Linked DNA regions of Homo sapiens: regions 1 and 3 are each linked to region 2. Evidence: chromatin loops called from intact Hi-C (ENCODE). Cell type or tissue: PC-9. All regions are shown on one strand.

The links. Peaks named below come from ENCODE experiments on the same cell type or tissue, not always from the same donor. Only the 100,000 strongest peaks of a DNase experiment are listed, where the experiment ranks them.
Region 1: a loop joins it to region 2, with 10 times the contacts of the local background. A loop is called at or near these places in 8 of 110 quality-filtered maps.
Region 3: it touches region 2 in a loop (4-fold over the local background); 35 of 110 quality-filtered maps call a loop at or near these places.

What each region holds. Positions count from the first base shown.
Region 1 is chr9:97,850,162-97,855,161 of GRCh38, forward strand. FOXE1 (forkhead box E1) reads left to right here and starts at 3,065. Exons shown (of 1, transcript NM_004473.4): 1 at 3,065-5,000. The coding sequence starts at 3,754. The coding sequence ends at 4,875. It overlaps PTCSC2 (papillary thyroid carcinoma susceptibility candidate 2), which reads right to left and starts at 2,919. Exons shown (of 11, transcript NR_147055.1): 1 at 2,755-2,919. RefSeq lists an enhancer at 1,532-2,033. In PC-9, no CTCF peak of the experiment used is centred here; DNase peaks (open chromatin) are centred at 2,030 and 2,800; H3K4me3 peaks cover 3,769 bases; H3K27ac peaks cover 2,690 bases.
Region 2 is chr9:97,708,609-97,713,608 of GRCh38, forward strand. PTCSC2 (papillary thyroid carcinoma susceptibility candidate 2) reads right to left here. Exons shown (of 11, transcript NR_147055.1): 10 at 312-403. Among named protein-coding and RNA genes, the nearest start is that of XPA, 14 kb to the left of the region's middle. In PC-9, CTCF peaks have their summits at 2,178 (motif pointing right) and 2,379; a DNase peak (open chromatin) is centred at 2,223; H3K27ac peaks cover 731 bases.
Region 3 is chr9:98,247,703-98,252,702 of GRCh38, forward strand. It overlaps TBC1D2 (TBC1 domain family member 2), which reads right to left. Exons shown (of 13, transcript NM_001267571.2): 2 at 4,083-4,224. Among named protein-coding and RNA genes, the nearest start is that of TBC1D2, 5.4 kb to the right of the region's middle. RefSeq lists enhancers at 127-1,044, 1,045-1,961. In PC-9, no CTCF peak of the experiment used is centred here; DNase peaks (open chromatin) are centred at 1,319, 2,219, 3,089 and 4,029; H3K4me3 peaks cover 667 bases; H3K27ac peaks cover 4,809 bases.

The DNA.
Region 1 (5,000 bases), 140 kb after region 2:
GGAATACTTGAAGGGCTGAAGATCAGTGGGAAGCAGAAATCACTGGCCTGCCCACATCAACACCAACCCACCCCTGCTGGATTGGGAGAATGATTTCCAAGGGTCTGGAACCTGCCCTTCCTAACTTCCAGATGATTCATAAACGTTAAGGAGCACTGTGGCAGAGAAGAGGGGAGGACTTGGCCATGACCATGTTCCTTCTCAAGAAACTGAGAAGGAAGCAATGGGAAGAGATAGGAAATGCCCCGAGGAGATTTTTGTGTATGGTTTTGATCCAAACGGGTAAACTTGTGACCTGTGTACTCACCAAATCATTTAATGTGAACTCACTGTGGACTCACAGAATCTTCAAATGCATTATTCAAAGAGAACATTTATGAAATAGAAATTTAGGGGTCCTTGGTTTGCGAAAATCTTAGAATCATGATCTTGGAAATTCTAATCTCATGATGCTAGGTATTTGGTCTCGGCCACAGGAGTAGCTTGATATTAACAAAGTTTGAGAAAACCATCAGAATTCTAGAAGAATGAGGTCACAGACACAAGACACTGAAGAACAGAAAATCCTGAGACAAGAAGGCTTTTAGCCATAGTCGTTGCAGCTTAAAAGTAGAGGATCATAAAGTCATGGGACTAATCATTACAGCATATAATCACAAACATTAGAAGAATTATTGGAATCAGATTATTTGAACTACAGAATAGCAGATCCAGCACTAACATTTTAGAATTAAGGAAGGAGAGAACTGCGGATTTACAGGATTCAAATTCTTCCAATCAGACATTCCTAAACAGGAATTCAAATTAAATAATATATAACTTAGAGTGGAAAAAATAAAAAACTGGAGAAGTGGCAGCTTCAAGAGTGGCATCATATTTTCAGGCACAAAATCTTAGGTCCCCGTTTTTTGTTTGTTTTGTTTTGCTTTTAAGAGACCGGGTCTCCCTTTGCTGCACAGGCTGGAGTGCTGTGGCTACTCACAGGCACAATGATTGTGCACTACAGCCTGGAACTCCTGGGCTCAAGCGATCTTCCTGCCTTAACCTCCAGTAGCTGGGACTACAGGCTCCCGCCACCGTGCCTGGTTTAGTCCCAGTATCTTAATACATAGGTTTTTAGACTTTGACTAGAAGCTTAAGTCAAAGGAATATAAGCATAGTCAAAGTTAGACTCCCAGTCTTGGAATCTTAGAATTACAGGGTCGCAGGATCGCAGGATCGCATTCTTTAGATTTATGGAATCACGTTAGGACAACGGTCGTCCAGAATTTAAAATCTAGATATCTGAATCTCAGAATCTTGAAAGTTACTGAGAGCCACGAAATCCCGTATTAAAAGGTGCCTATAATATAATCCAGTTAAAAATTTTAAAATTTGAAGTTTTTCCTCCTTTGTAAAAACGAAACAGGACGAAATCTGGGTTTTTTGCTTCTCCATTACTTGGGAAGAAGGAAACCAGGAGTTTTGTTTAGCGAGTGTAAAGCCCCTCTCCCTTCGTTCGACCAACCCTCTGCCGCAGAAGGTTGTCAAGCAAACGCTTTGAGCGTTTCCACACACCGGGTCGACGGAGCAAGGATCTGGGCTTTGCCTCGCTCTTCCGAAGGCAGCTGCCCAACGCTTGGCCGGGCTTAGCCTGCCCTCAGCTCACCGCCACGAAGAACGCGACTAAAACCCTGGAAGGCATGCCACCCGTTACTGGCCAGAACTCTCGTCTTGGGATCTCCCACACTCACCTGGCACCACCATCCGCGCGGCTCTGCACCCACAGCCCCGGCCCGCCCCCCCCCCCCACCCCGGAAAGCTGCGTCCGGGCTGGAGCCACTGGAACCCGCGCCAAGGCCCGGAATCCTATACGTAGCAGGGGCCTCGGAGATCAGCACACGCCCTCCAGCTGCTATTTAACAGAGTAGAACACTGAGGCCCTGCGAGGGGACAAGGACAGGCCCTGGATCTCCCAGTGAATGGCCAGGGAACGAACCCGGGCCAGAGGGGCCGCGCCGCGAGGATCTCAGGTTAGGACCAAGTTCCGGCTCAGGGACAGCAGGAAAGGAACTCAGAAATTGGACACCCATGAAGCAAACGTGTCCCGACTGCCCGCCCCTTCCCCCGGAGACGCGCCCACCCGGCCACCGCTCTCTTCCCACTCCCCCATTACCCGCAGCCCTCACTCCCCGCTGCGGGAAGGGGCTGCTTGGCTGCCTCTGGGGGTCTTCAGAGCTACCCTGGTCCCGGGGGATTGGAGGAGGAGGTTACCTATCCTGCGTCGTCTTTAATCCGTGCACCACTATCCATCAAATAGAGACAGATCCTGGGCCTCTCAAAGACGGATGATTGGGGGTGGTGATTGGCCTATCCCTAAATATCTACCACGCAAGGACTCTTGAGAGATCCAGACCCCGGTACAGTCGAGGGACCTGGGGCCCAAAAAGGGAAAGCGGCTACCTCTACCACACAGTTGGGAAGCGCAGTCCTAAAGGAGACGCAGGTTGGAGACTCCGCTAAGCGGAGAAGCCGCAGTGGGGCCATGGCAAGTCACCTTCCCTTTCGGGCCTAGGAATACTCATTCGAAAGATGGGGGGACTGGAGTGCCGAGTGGCTGTGGCAGCCACGATTGGGGTTTGGAAACCATCCTGAAAGGCCCGGGGAGCCAGTCTCCTGGAACTTCTCCCTCCCCATTCCCACAAAAACCAAGCGCCCTCTCGGCCAATTCTCACCCTCTCAGGACAAAAAAGTGAGATGAGCCCGTCCTTTCACCTGCGAGTCCAAGCCCTTGGCAGAGGCCTGAAAAGTCCGAAAACTCCGAGTTCGGGCGCTGAGGTCTCCCGAGCCGGTTCCTGAACTCTCCGGGCCTCAGTCGATCGGGGTGCGGAGGGGGCCGACCCGGGGGATCTCCAAGCGCCCTCCCCGCCCTGACGCTGTGGGGCTCCTACCGCGCCGCCACAGCTGCTCCTACCTGGGGAGGTGCGCCCGGGCCCCGGGGGGCGGGCAGTCGGGGGGCGGGCAGGGAACCGGTGCCGCCCCACGCTTCGTGGCCCCTTTAAGGAGGGGAAGCCGGCGGAGGGAGGAGCCGGTCCGGTGTGTGCAGGGGAGCGCCTCGCCAGCGGTCCGCAGGGCTGGAGACCCACGCCGTGGAGAGGACCAGCCTCAGGTCGCCCCGCCTGGGCCCGCGCCCCGACCTCGCTGCCCCCGCCTCGCCTCTCTGCCCGTGGCGCTTACGGCCACCTTGGCCTCGGGGGCAGGGCATGGGCGGCCCCCGCCAGATCGCCCAGCGCCAGTACTAACTGCCCTCGCTCTGGCCTTCGAGCCCGAAGCCTCTTCTGCGCGCACAACCTAGGCAGTAATCCTAAACTAGCGGGCACCACAGACCAGCTGCAGCCACCCCAACCCAGGGATCACTTCCGGACCCCTCGACCGCCCGGCACCAGCGCGCAAGGGACCCTTCAGCCGGAGACCAGAGTCCAGTCCCGGTCACGAGGCCACCGCCGCTGCCCGCCTCGAGAAGCACCACGCGGGCTGAGCCGTCGGCTAGCGGGTCACTCCCGAGCCTCTGTCTGCACCGCGCCAGCCCCAGACCACGGACGCTGAGCCTCCAGCGCGTGCCAGCCTGGGCCGCTGGGCTCTCGGGGCCAGCCCGCGACGATCCCCTGAGCTCTCCGCAGAAGGGCCGAGCGTCCGTTCCGGGGACGCCAGGCCCGCCCCCGCCCCCCGACAGCCGCGGGGATCCAGAGCCCGGGGGTGCGGGACGCCCGCGCCATGACTGCCGAGAGCGGGCCGCCGCCGCCGCAGCCGGAGGTGCTGGCTACCGTGAAGGAAGAGCGCGGCGAGACGGCAGCAGGGGCCGGGGTCCCAGGGGAGGCCACGGGCCGCGGGGCGGGCGGGCGGCGCCGCAAGCGCCCCCTGCAGCGCGGGAAGCCGCCCTACAGCTACATCGCGCTCATCGCCATGGCCATCGCGCACGCGCCCGAGCGCCGCCTCACGCTGGGCGGCATCTACAAGTTCATCACCGAGCGCTTCCCCTTCTACCGCGACAACCCCAAAAAGTGGCAGAACAGCATCCGCCACAACCTCACACTCAACGACTGCTTCCTCAAGATCCCGCGCGAGGCCGGCCGCCCGGGTAAGGGCAACTACTGGGCGCTTGACCCCAACGCGGAGGACATGTTCGAGAGCGGCAGCTTCCTGCGCCGCCGCAAGCGCTTCAAGCGCTCGGACCTCTCCACCTACCCGGCTTACATGCACGACGCGGCGGCTGCCGCAGCCGCCGCCGCCGCCGCCGCCGCCGCCGCCGCCATCTTCCCAGGCGCGGTGCCCGCCGCGCGCCCCCCCTACCCGGGCGCCGTCTATGCAGGCTACGCGCCGCCGTCGCTGGCCGCGCCGCCTCCAGTCTACTACCCCGCGGCGTCGCCCGGCCCTTGCCGCGTCTTCGGCCTGGTTCCTGAGCGGCCGCTCAGCCCAGAGCTGGGGCCCGCACCGTCGGGGCCCGGCGGCTCTTGCGCCTTTGCCTCCGCCGGCGCCCCCGCTACCACCACCGGCTACCAGCCCGCAGGCTGCACCGGGGCCCGGCCGGCCAACCCCTCCGCCTATGCGGCTGCCTACGCGGGCCCCGACGGCGCGTACCCGCAGGGCGCCGGCAGTGCGATCTTTGCCGCTGCTGGCCGCCTGGCGGGACCCGCTTCGCCCCCAGCGGGCGGCAGCAGTGGCGGCGTGGAGACCACGGTGGACTTCTACGGGCGCACGTCGCCCGGCCAGTTCGGAGCGCTGGGAGCCTGCTACAACCCTGGCGGGCAGCTCGGAGGGGCCAGTGCAGGCGCCTACCATGCTCGCCATGCTGCCGCTTATCCCGGTGGGATAGATCGGTTCGTGTCCGCCATGTGAGCCAGCGTAGGGACGAAAACTCATAGACACATCGGCTGTTCACACGTTCCCCGCAATCTGAGAACGAACAGGAATGGAGAGAGGACTCAACTGGGACCCACGTGGAAAAGACCGAGCAGGCCACA
Region 2 (5,000 bases):
CAGTGTGACATGGCTTCTGAAAAGAGATGGTGTGACCTGAGGTGACAAGAACAAAAGCAGGGCCTGAACTGAGGGAGGTGTTTGTCCCGCTGTTTGGGGCTGCTTAAACCACATCTGGAGCTTGTGTTCAGATCTAGACACCACCAGGGAATCAGAGAGCCATCTATGTGGCCAGGACGGGGAGGGAAGAGTTAAGAAACCCTATCACAGGAAGAAAGTGCAGATTCATGACCAGGCACTGCATCTCCAAAGGGCTCCTCTAGGGCAGAGGGCATAGATATGGTCTGCCAGGACTTTATGCTCTCACTTACCTGGACATTCACAGTGGTCTGCCTGGGCAGGATTTCTTCTCCCTTCAGACCATGAGACCCAGGACTGCTCCACGTCCCCCATCTCTCAGAAGCTAAAGACGGAAGCAGCAACAGGGTGAGAATCTGACCTGAGGTCCACACTGCAGAGATAAGAAGGTGCCAAAGACTCTACTGGCTAGCAAACTCAGGATGCTGTGGAGTCCAAGCTGGTAATAAAAGCAAGTCAGGTGTTTGCCTTTAAAATGTATAGAAATGTCTTTATTTACACAAACAAATACATTGTACTCAATTTTTCTTTTTCCTCCTGTTAAAATTTCTCTTTTCCTTTGAAAAAAACTTCAGGCCAGGCACGGTGACTCATGCCTGTAATTCCAGCATTTTGGGACGCTGAGGTGGTAGGATCCCTTGAGCCCAGGAGTTCAAGACCAGCCTGGGCAACACAGGGAGACCCTGCCTCTGGAAAAAAATAGTGTAAAAATTAGCCAGGTGTGGTGGTGTGTGCCTGTAGTCCCAGCTACTCTTATTTGTTTTTACAATAAGAAAAACAACAGCACATGTGTGAGGCGAAGTAACCTCTGCTGGTCATCCTCAGTGCTGGGGGACAACGCAGAGGGGAGGGGCAGCAGTGACCGGCTGCAGCAGGCCCAGTGAGGCCGTCTCCCACTTTGTTAAAGAGGAGTTAGAAATCTGGATTTTAATGTGAAATCTTCCAGTTTCTAAATGTTTACACCAATGTTTAAAAACACACACAGGCGGCCAGGTGCGGTGGCTCACGCCTGTAATCCCAGCACTTTGGGAGGCCAAGGCAGGCAGATCACGAGGTCAGGAGTTGGAGACCATCCTGGCCAGCATGGTGAAACCTCATCTCTACTAAAAATACAAAAATTAGCTGCTGTGGTGGCACGCACCTGTAATCCCAACTACTTGGGAGGCTGAGGCAGGAGAATCGCTTGAACCAGGGAAGCGGAGGTTGCAGTGAGCCGAGATTGCGCCACTGCACTCGAGCCTGGCAACAGAGTGAGCCTCCGTCTCAAAAAAACAAAACAAAACACACATAGGCTCTAAATCCCCTTTCAACAACTCCACTGAAGTCTTCTCAACTTGCTTACATATCCCTGGGATGTGGAGTTCACCCCCACGGTAGAAGCCTTCTCTATCTGTGGACTGCTCTGATCCATAGAAATGGATTCCTCAAATTAAATTGGGATCAATCTCTTTATAGTACAACTGCAAAACCACCCCTGACCTGCACAGCCTCTGCCATTAGTCCTCACGCCAGTGTCTAGACCACTCCATTCATTCATTCATTCACTCACACATTTACTCCTAGGGCTCGGTTGCACAGCATCATTGAATCAAGTGGATTAAATGTGTTTTCTGCATCTCTGAGTCCCTTGGAACCTCCTAACCACATACGCCTGGGTACAGAGAAAGGCCCAGAGACACCCTAGGTCCCCTCCTAGCGCCCCTTCTGGAGGAAGGCTACCACAGGGAAGAAGTTTCCTTGGGCACTTTGTATGTCACTTTCCTTCTGGGAAGCAGCCTGGCACGGTGAACAGCAAGCATGGGGTTTACTGGACTTGTGGCCCTGAGCAAGCCACTGATGTCCCAGCCTAGGCCTGCCCACATGTTCAGTAGAAGTGCTGACACAGAGGAGCGGAAGAAACAGGGCTGGGTTTGAATCCAGGCTCAATCAACTTGAGCGGATTATTTAATATGTATGAGCCTCAATTTCATCCTCTATAAAGTTGGGATAAAACTGCCTACTCTCCAGGCCTGTTCTTTGCATTCAAAATTAGAAATAAATTTGCACGTTGAATGTCCTGCTCAGCAGATGCCCAGGAAGAGGGGCAGTGATTGTCATTGTTACTGATAGCCAGTAGAGGGCACCAAACCATTCTTTAATGAAAGCGGCCTCGGTTGTCCTGGCCACAAATGCAAGAAAGCCTTTACACCCCAGGCTGCAGGAGGTTCCCTAAGTATGTAGGTTATTCATACACACGCTCCTTTTTTATTGGAAAGTTAGAAATTGCACTACATTGTACCTTGGGGGTGAAGGTGACATTAACAAAAGCAGTTTGGAGTAGTGGAAAGGATACTCCAAAGGGGAAGGCTTGCAGGATGTGGGTTCTTGCCCTTGCCCTAGCCCTTGTGCTGTGTGACCCAGACACAGCCTGTGTCTGGACCCCCTCTTGTAGCCTGAGAGGGTCGGACCAGGAGATCTCTAAGGGACACTCCAGCTGTCTATGATTAAGATTCTGGGACAAATAAATGTCATGAGGCAGCAGGTGGGGGGACTGGGTGGGGGGACATGGAGTAAATGACCTCTGGATGCCCTCACTGGGGCTGGGACTTGATGATTTGTACACAGTCAAGGGAAGCCACATACAGGCTAATCTTGGCCTCACAAAGGAGTGTGGTTAGAGTTGTTGGGTGGTGGCGATGTTTTCCTGCAAGCGCACACGATGTTTATCGTCTTCGTACAGGTTGATGCTGAAGCCACGAAGACCACCCAGCCTGACAAAGAAAGGAATTCTTGTCTGCGGTTGACAGCCCTCAGGTTGACGGCTTTCCATTTGCCCCCCGAGGCTGTCACTCGCAGAACAATGGCAACAAGCAGGGTGGCTCTCACCTGAGACTGGCGCTGCCGCCAGAGGAGGGGGCAGGCCAGAATGGAATGGGGAGGTGTTGTTTCTCCTCCCAGGATAGGAAGGTTATAGGATCACTCCTGCCTACAGCGGACATGCTTGGAGAGTCTGTGGAGGATTATTTTCGTGTGGATGGTGTCTCATCCCATAGATCAGAAAGCGGGAAGTAGTTAAGATGTTACTCTTCATTTAAAAAAATTATAATGAACTACGGATACACATAAAAACATAAATAAATCTCAAAAGCATTATATTGAGCAAAATAGGCCATATATAAAAAGAGTACGAACTGTACAATTTCTATTTCTTCAAAGGACGCAAAACTAAGCTACAGTGATAGAAACTGGGTCAATGGTTGCCTCCTTAGGCAAGGGGAGGGTTGACTACAAAGGCTGAGAAGGAACTTTCTAGGGGATGAAAACATTCTAGGTTTCGACTGAGCGATGACATGGATATATACACATTTGTAACTCATTGAACAATGCACTTAAAAATCAGTGTATTTTACCGTTTGCAAATTATACCTCAGTAACACTGATAAAAACTGCACTACAAAAAAAGTTATAATGACTTTTCTCATTCTCAAAAGAAATACATGTTCGTACTAGAAGACTGAAAAAATCAGATTTAAAAAAAAAAAAATTAGCCAGGCACGATGGCTCATGCCTGTGATCCCAGCACTTTGGGAGGCTGTGGGGGTAGAATTTCCTGAGTCTTGGAGTTTGAGACCAGCCTGGGCAACATGGCGAGACCCCCAACCCATCTCTACAAAAAATTTAAAAATCAGTCAGGTGCAGTGGTGTACACCTGTAGTCCCAGCTACTCATGAGGTTAAGGTGGGAAGATTGCTTGAGCCCAGGAGTTCCAGGCTGCAGTGAGCTGTGATCACACCACTGCACTCCAGCCTGGGTGACAGAGCTAGACCCTGTCTTAAAAATAAACAAATAAATAAAAATAAAATAAAATAATCCATAATTCCATTACCCAGAGGTAAACATAGTTATCATTTTATATTGATAGTGCCAGTCCTTTATTTTCAGAAAAATGAGATTATACAGTTTTATAGTCTGATTTATTTATGCATTGAATTGGCAATACATATACACAGTTAAATCTTCAGAAGGTACAAAACAGCATAAAGCAAACTTGTCCATCCCACAGCCATGGGCCACATATGGCCCAGGATAGCTTTGAATGCGGCCCAGCACATATTCGTAAACTTTCTTTAAACATTATGAAAATTTTTTGCAATTTTTTAAAGCTCATCAGCTATCATTAGTGTTAATGTATTTTATGTGTGGCCCAAGACGATTCTTATTCTTCCAGTGTGGCCCAGGGAAGCCAAAAGATTGGACACCCTTGACATGAAGTAAAAAATAAATCTCTCTCCCATTCTCACTCTCCAGAAGCAACCACTTCTATCAATTGCTCATATATCCTCCTAAAGATATGTCATGTACTGAAAAGCACATATGTATGATGATCTTGAAGGGAATAAGTGAAAGCACACTATACACAAACCTGTATTTTTTAATATAACATGACAACACAAATATCTTTCAATGTCATGAAAATGTTTCTATGTCATTTTTAAGCAGACTTTTGATTAAAGTAGAACATAAAAGCAGAAACATGCAAAAAATCATAGGGGTAAATCTCACAGAAACATGCAAACAATCATAGGTATAAATCTTCGCATATTGACTCTGCTTTTATATTCACCACCAAGATAAAATACGAGACCATTACCTGCATCCCCCAAAATCTTTTGGACCCTCTCCAAGTTACTGTCACCTCTTACCCCAAAAGCAACATAATTCTGACTTCTGATTTCTAAAAATGGTCTTGTCTGGCTTTTGAACTATATGGTAGATTATACAGTATTTATTTTTGTCTATATTTTTTCACTCAACAGTATATGAATGAGATTCATGTTGTTGCATATAGCTATAGTTCATTCACTCATTGACATATATAGTATTCTTTTGTATAAATATATCACAATTTACTTATCCATTCTACTGTTGATGGACATGGGGGT
Region 3 (5,000 bases), 540 kb after region 2:
TGGGTGACAGAGCGAGACTCCGTCTCAAAAAAAAAAAAAAAAAAAAAAGCCATAAAGCCCCATATTGTGGACTCACATCTTTCAAAGTAACCTTTAAGCCAGACTCTGAACTGATTCGAAAAAAATAAAATTTTTTTATTTATCAATATTTTAACCATCTTATTCTCCTTCATTCAAAGCAAACCAAAAAAACTTAACAGTTTCTCTAAGATTTTGATATCTTAGCAGTACTTCCCTAACTGCTAATATCTGTTTTCTTGTAAGTGCCACCTGTGGGCCTAGATCAACTCTGAGACTACACAGAGCCAAGTCCTGGGGGTTGTCATCACTGGTAGGTTTTACCAATGAGGAAATAGCCACTCAGAGAGGTTGAGTTTTGTGGCCAAAGTCAAAGCTAGCAGGTGACACCGTTATAGACTCAAACACGTCCCTACTTTTGCTTTTCCCATTAAACAATGTGGCTTATCAGAGCAGCCTTTCTAACAAGCAGATCATCTAAGACAGGAGGGGCTGCCCATGAAGGCACAAGCTCCCAATGCAAAGGAGTGTGCAAGGCACGGGCGGCACAGGATGGCGATGCCCCAACAGAGACCAGCACTTCCCACAGGAGGCAGAATCAATGACCTGAGGCTGCAGTCTGGGGCACCCTGGAGAAATGCCCTCCATGAGTGACCACACAGAGGATTTTCAGCAGCATTTATTTGTAATTCTCCTTTTACGTGAGCTCTGAGGGTTGCCCCACCACCAGTGGGAAGAAGGCGCTGCCTAGACAAAAAAAGGGCCTGACCCAGGAGGTCACTGCCTCCCTAGAGGGCCCTGGACGAGTGCCTGGCTGCCCCTTAGCTTTGGGAGGGCAGGTTATGAGTCTGCAGCCTAGGGTTTGAATTTCAGCACTGATGTTTTCTTACTACATGACCTAGGACAGGTCTCTTGACCTCTTTGAGCCTTAGTTTCCTGGTCTATAAAATGGAAATAGCACTAACTACTCTATAAAATTATTGTGAGGATTAAATAAGATGACGCATGTAAAGTGTTGGGGCAGCAGGCATATTTCATGACAGTACACATTTATACAGGTCCTTTGTAAACTGTAGCTTACTGTGGCAACTTGCTATTCTTATTATTATAAGTCTCGTGGGTTCCCTTTGATCTTTCTTGGCTCTGCGGAGACCGTTGTTTAGGTAAAGCATAAAATAAAGTTGTAAATCCTTAAAAGCAGGAGAGAACATGCCTTGCAGATTGCTCAAGAGCAGTGACGAGACACTTTTTACCAGAAGTCTCTGACTCAAAGTCAGACATGGGTCAGGAGGTTTTCAACGACATGGGAGCGGGCCGCTGCTTCCTCAGGAAGGGTGGAGGCGGGCGAGGTGGGGCAGCCTGCTCCACGTGGCTAATCCAGGCCTTGCTGACTTGCCCAAGACACCAGAAACATCTTTCTAGGTGGGCTGGGAAGGTTTTGCCAGGCCCTGGGTCTGGGAGGAGAGTGCAGGCTTGCTGCAAGGCGAGGAAAGGTTTCAAGAGGAGAAGCTCACGTCCCTGCTTCCTGAGTCTCAGGCAGCATCCTCCTCAGGAGACTAGAACCCAGGTCATCACAGCAACTCCACCCCTTTCTCCAATGCCCACAGCAGGGGCTGGCCTGGAAGAGGCCCGCCGTGTGTGCTGAAGCAAAGCCGCACAATTAAAGAACCTGCAACAGGTTCCCCACAGCAGAAGAGGTCTGAGGATCCCAGAGCCGTTCTTCCACAATCTGCTTCTTCAAATTTCAGTTAAGACACAGGAATTCTATTATTGCAGAGGTTTCTGCTGGCCTCTAGTCTGATGCTGATCTTTGCAGCAGCATCAACCCAGGCTGCAGTTTTCTGCAAAACCAGGGTTGTCTGGCTCCCTGGCAGATGGGGAGTGGGGGCTGGAGCAGAAGCAAAGAAACCCTTCAAAAGAAACTCCAAAGAAATTACTAATGATTATTAAGAATAAAAGGAACAGTTATTATACTAGTAACAGCACCTATATATGTTTGTGTATATACTATTATGATAGTAATAGCATGGGTGTGTTCTATGCACAGACATATAGACATAGAATAACAATATTATTAGGACAACTCCCATGTATTGAGCACTTACTATGTGCCTGAGGTTATGCTAAGGGGTTTACATTCCTTTCCTCATTTAATTATAAAGTTTAGTGTATTGACTTACACATTCATTCCACAAATATCCAATGTGCCAGGCAGGACACCAGGGAGGTGACACAGGCAACCAAAAAAAAGTCCCCACCCTTAAGGGCTAGCGGGTGGAGATGGACAAGGACGGGGGTAATTATTAATAGAACACAATGGAACAGGTCTCCCTTGAAGTGTTTGAAAAAAGTGTTGAGGGCCCAGAGAGAATCCAGCTGACAAAGTCTGAGAAGGCTTCCAGGAGGAGGCTGGCAAGAAGAGAAGGCAATGCTGGAGCTTGGCCATAGAGAATAAGCAAGAATTTGCCAGGCAAAGGAGAGAGAGCAGAGACTCTGCCGAAGCATCAAGCCCAAGGTGGGGACTGGGGGAGCAGGCAGAGGTGAGATCAGGAGGGATGAGCCCTGAGTGCAGGAGTGAGGTGGTGGGTGGCATTGGATGGCAGTGACCGGGTTCAGGGTCAGGTTTAAGAAAGCTCACTCAGGCTGCAGAGAAGGGGATGGGTTCTGGCATGGCCTCCACATGGGGATACTGGAGAGGAGGCCACTGTGACTTTGAGAGATGAGGTGTGACCTGGGCAGTGGCAGCGAGAAAGGCCTGGGTCTGATGTATGGGTCAGAGGGCAAAAATGGCCAGCACAGTGATTGACTGGACTCACTGGCTGGAATTGAGGAAGGGTGGAGGGCAACTACTAGTGGGTACAAGAGGGGAAATCTACTGAGAGGAGGGAAGGGAAATGGGGAGAAGGGTTGGGGCAGATGTACTCAGCTTTGGACATGCAAAGCACCCAGGTACAGAGGTCCAGGGGGTACTTGGTAACAAGTCCTGCCCTTGCCTATTTGGCCTCCCTGTCAACTGAACATGAAGCACTTTAGACACAGTGTGGCTTTGTACTGGGACCTGATTTTCCACATTCTTGCAGGGGCAGCTGTGAGGTGGTCCATACCGATCCTAAAACCTGCCAATCATGTTCCTGGCTGCAGCATGGGGGTGGGAGGGTGTGGTCTCCTGGACTCTTCCACGTTGGGATGATCCAGGATTTGGGATCAAGAAACTTCATTTGTGAGTCATCTGGGGGAAAAGGATCCTATCTTATGGGAACACCAGCGATAAAAATAATTGATCTGGCCAGGCATGGTGGCTCATGCCTGTAATCCCAGCACTTTGGGAGGCTGAGGCGGGTAGATCACGAGGTCAGGAGTTCAAGATCAGCCTGGCCAAGATGGTGAAACCCCATCTCTACTAAAAATACAAAAATTAGCCGGGCGTGGTGGCACGTGCCTGTAATCCCAGCTGAGGCTGCCTCGGGAGGCTGAGGCAGAGAATTGCTTAAACCCGGGAGGCGGAAGTTGCAGTGAGCCGAGATTGCACCATTGCACTCCAGCCTGGGCAACAGAGTGAGACTCCATCTCAAAAAAAAAAAAAGTCACTGATCTACCCAACTCACGACACAAATCTACAACACTGCATTTTCTTATTAACCCTCCTCACAGCAATTCTGTGAAAGTTTGATTTCTTGAGGCCTTCCATAATAGTCATCACAATAGTAGCTCACAAGTATTGGGTTCTGACCATGTGCAGGCATTGTTCTAACCATTTTAGGTATATGAATTCATTTAATCCTCAAAACATCCCTAAGAAGTAGGGATAATTTATAAACCTCATCTTATGGGGAAGGAAACAAGCTCAGAAAGGTTAAACAACTTGCCTAAAGTTATATAGGACTAGGATTTGAACCCAGGCAGCCTGGCCTCAGCCCAAATTCTTGCCCTAACTAATCCTGAGTCATATCCCTGGCTCTCTGCTTCCTTAGCAGAGGGCTCCTCCCGCTCATTCCCAGCAGGAGGGTAAAGGCTTAATCACCAGAGCCCTGGGTGTGCAGGCAGGAGGGTAGCCCATTGGGTACCTAGCTCGAGGTGCAGGACGGGCCCATTCCCAGCCAGGGCGGCATCAGGGGTGGCAGGAGGTGCCGGCGGGCTGTTGTGGAATTCCCAGCGCTTCATCTGCAGCTGCTGCAGCCAGTACAGCATCGCTTGCTTGGTGGCGGCCTGAGAAGCACAAGGATTAGTTGGCAAGGCCCTGTGCCTGAAGGGTGGCACTGGGTGCAGGAAGAGGGGAAGGTTGTGGGAGGCTTAGGAATGCTTTCTTTCCCAGGAAAAAAAAAAGGGGGTCACTGTAGGTATGTATGCTTCCTGGCCACAGAAGATCATCAGGCTCTGGTCTCCCACTCAGCGGTTCCTTAGCTGCTCTGGGCCTCAGTTTCCTCATCTGTACTCTGGTGACAATAAGTCTCATTGCATAGGACAATGATGAGGATGAAATGAGACAAGGGTATCACACAGTATCTGACACACAGTAGGTGCTCAAAATGTGCTCACTGGATAGAGGAATTTGGAGGCGCTGTGAGAGGGGGAGGTGCACTGAATTCTGATATGCGTGGGGTCCTGGTACCATCACTATCTCTGTGTGACATCTCCAAGTCTTTGCTGCCTTTTGTGGAATAGGAGTAATCCTTGCCTTGGGGATGCACTGGAATCATGGATATGAATGGAGACTGGAAAGCCACATGCACATGTGACAACATGGTGGCACCTTCCAGGTGCTCTGGCCCTCCAAACAAGTTCATGGTAAATGCTGGTCATTAGTCTCCCAGCACTGGCTGGCGGTTGGTCCAAACATCCACTTTCACATCCAATAACTCCTGGATTCTTCAGGAGGGAGGCAAGGCAGGAGTGAGCACCCCTTTCTACAGATGGAGAAACTAAACCTCTGAAGTTGCCCAGGCATGTGGTGGTAGAACTAGTCCCATAACCCTGGTCTAGAA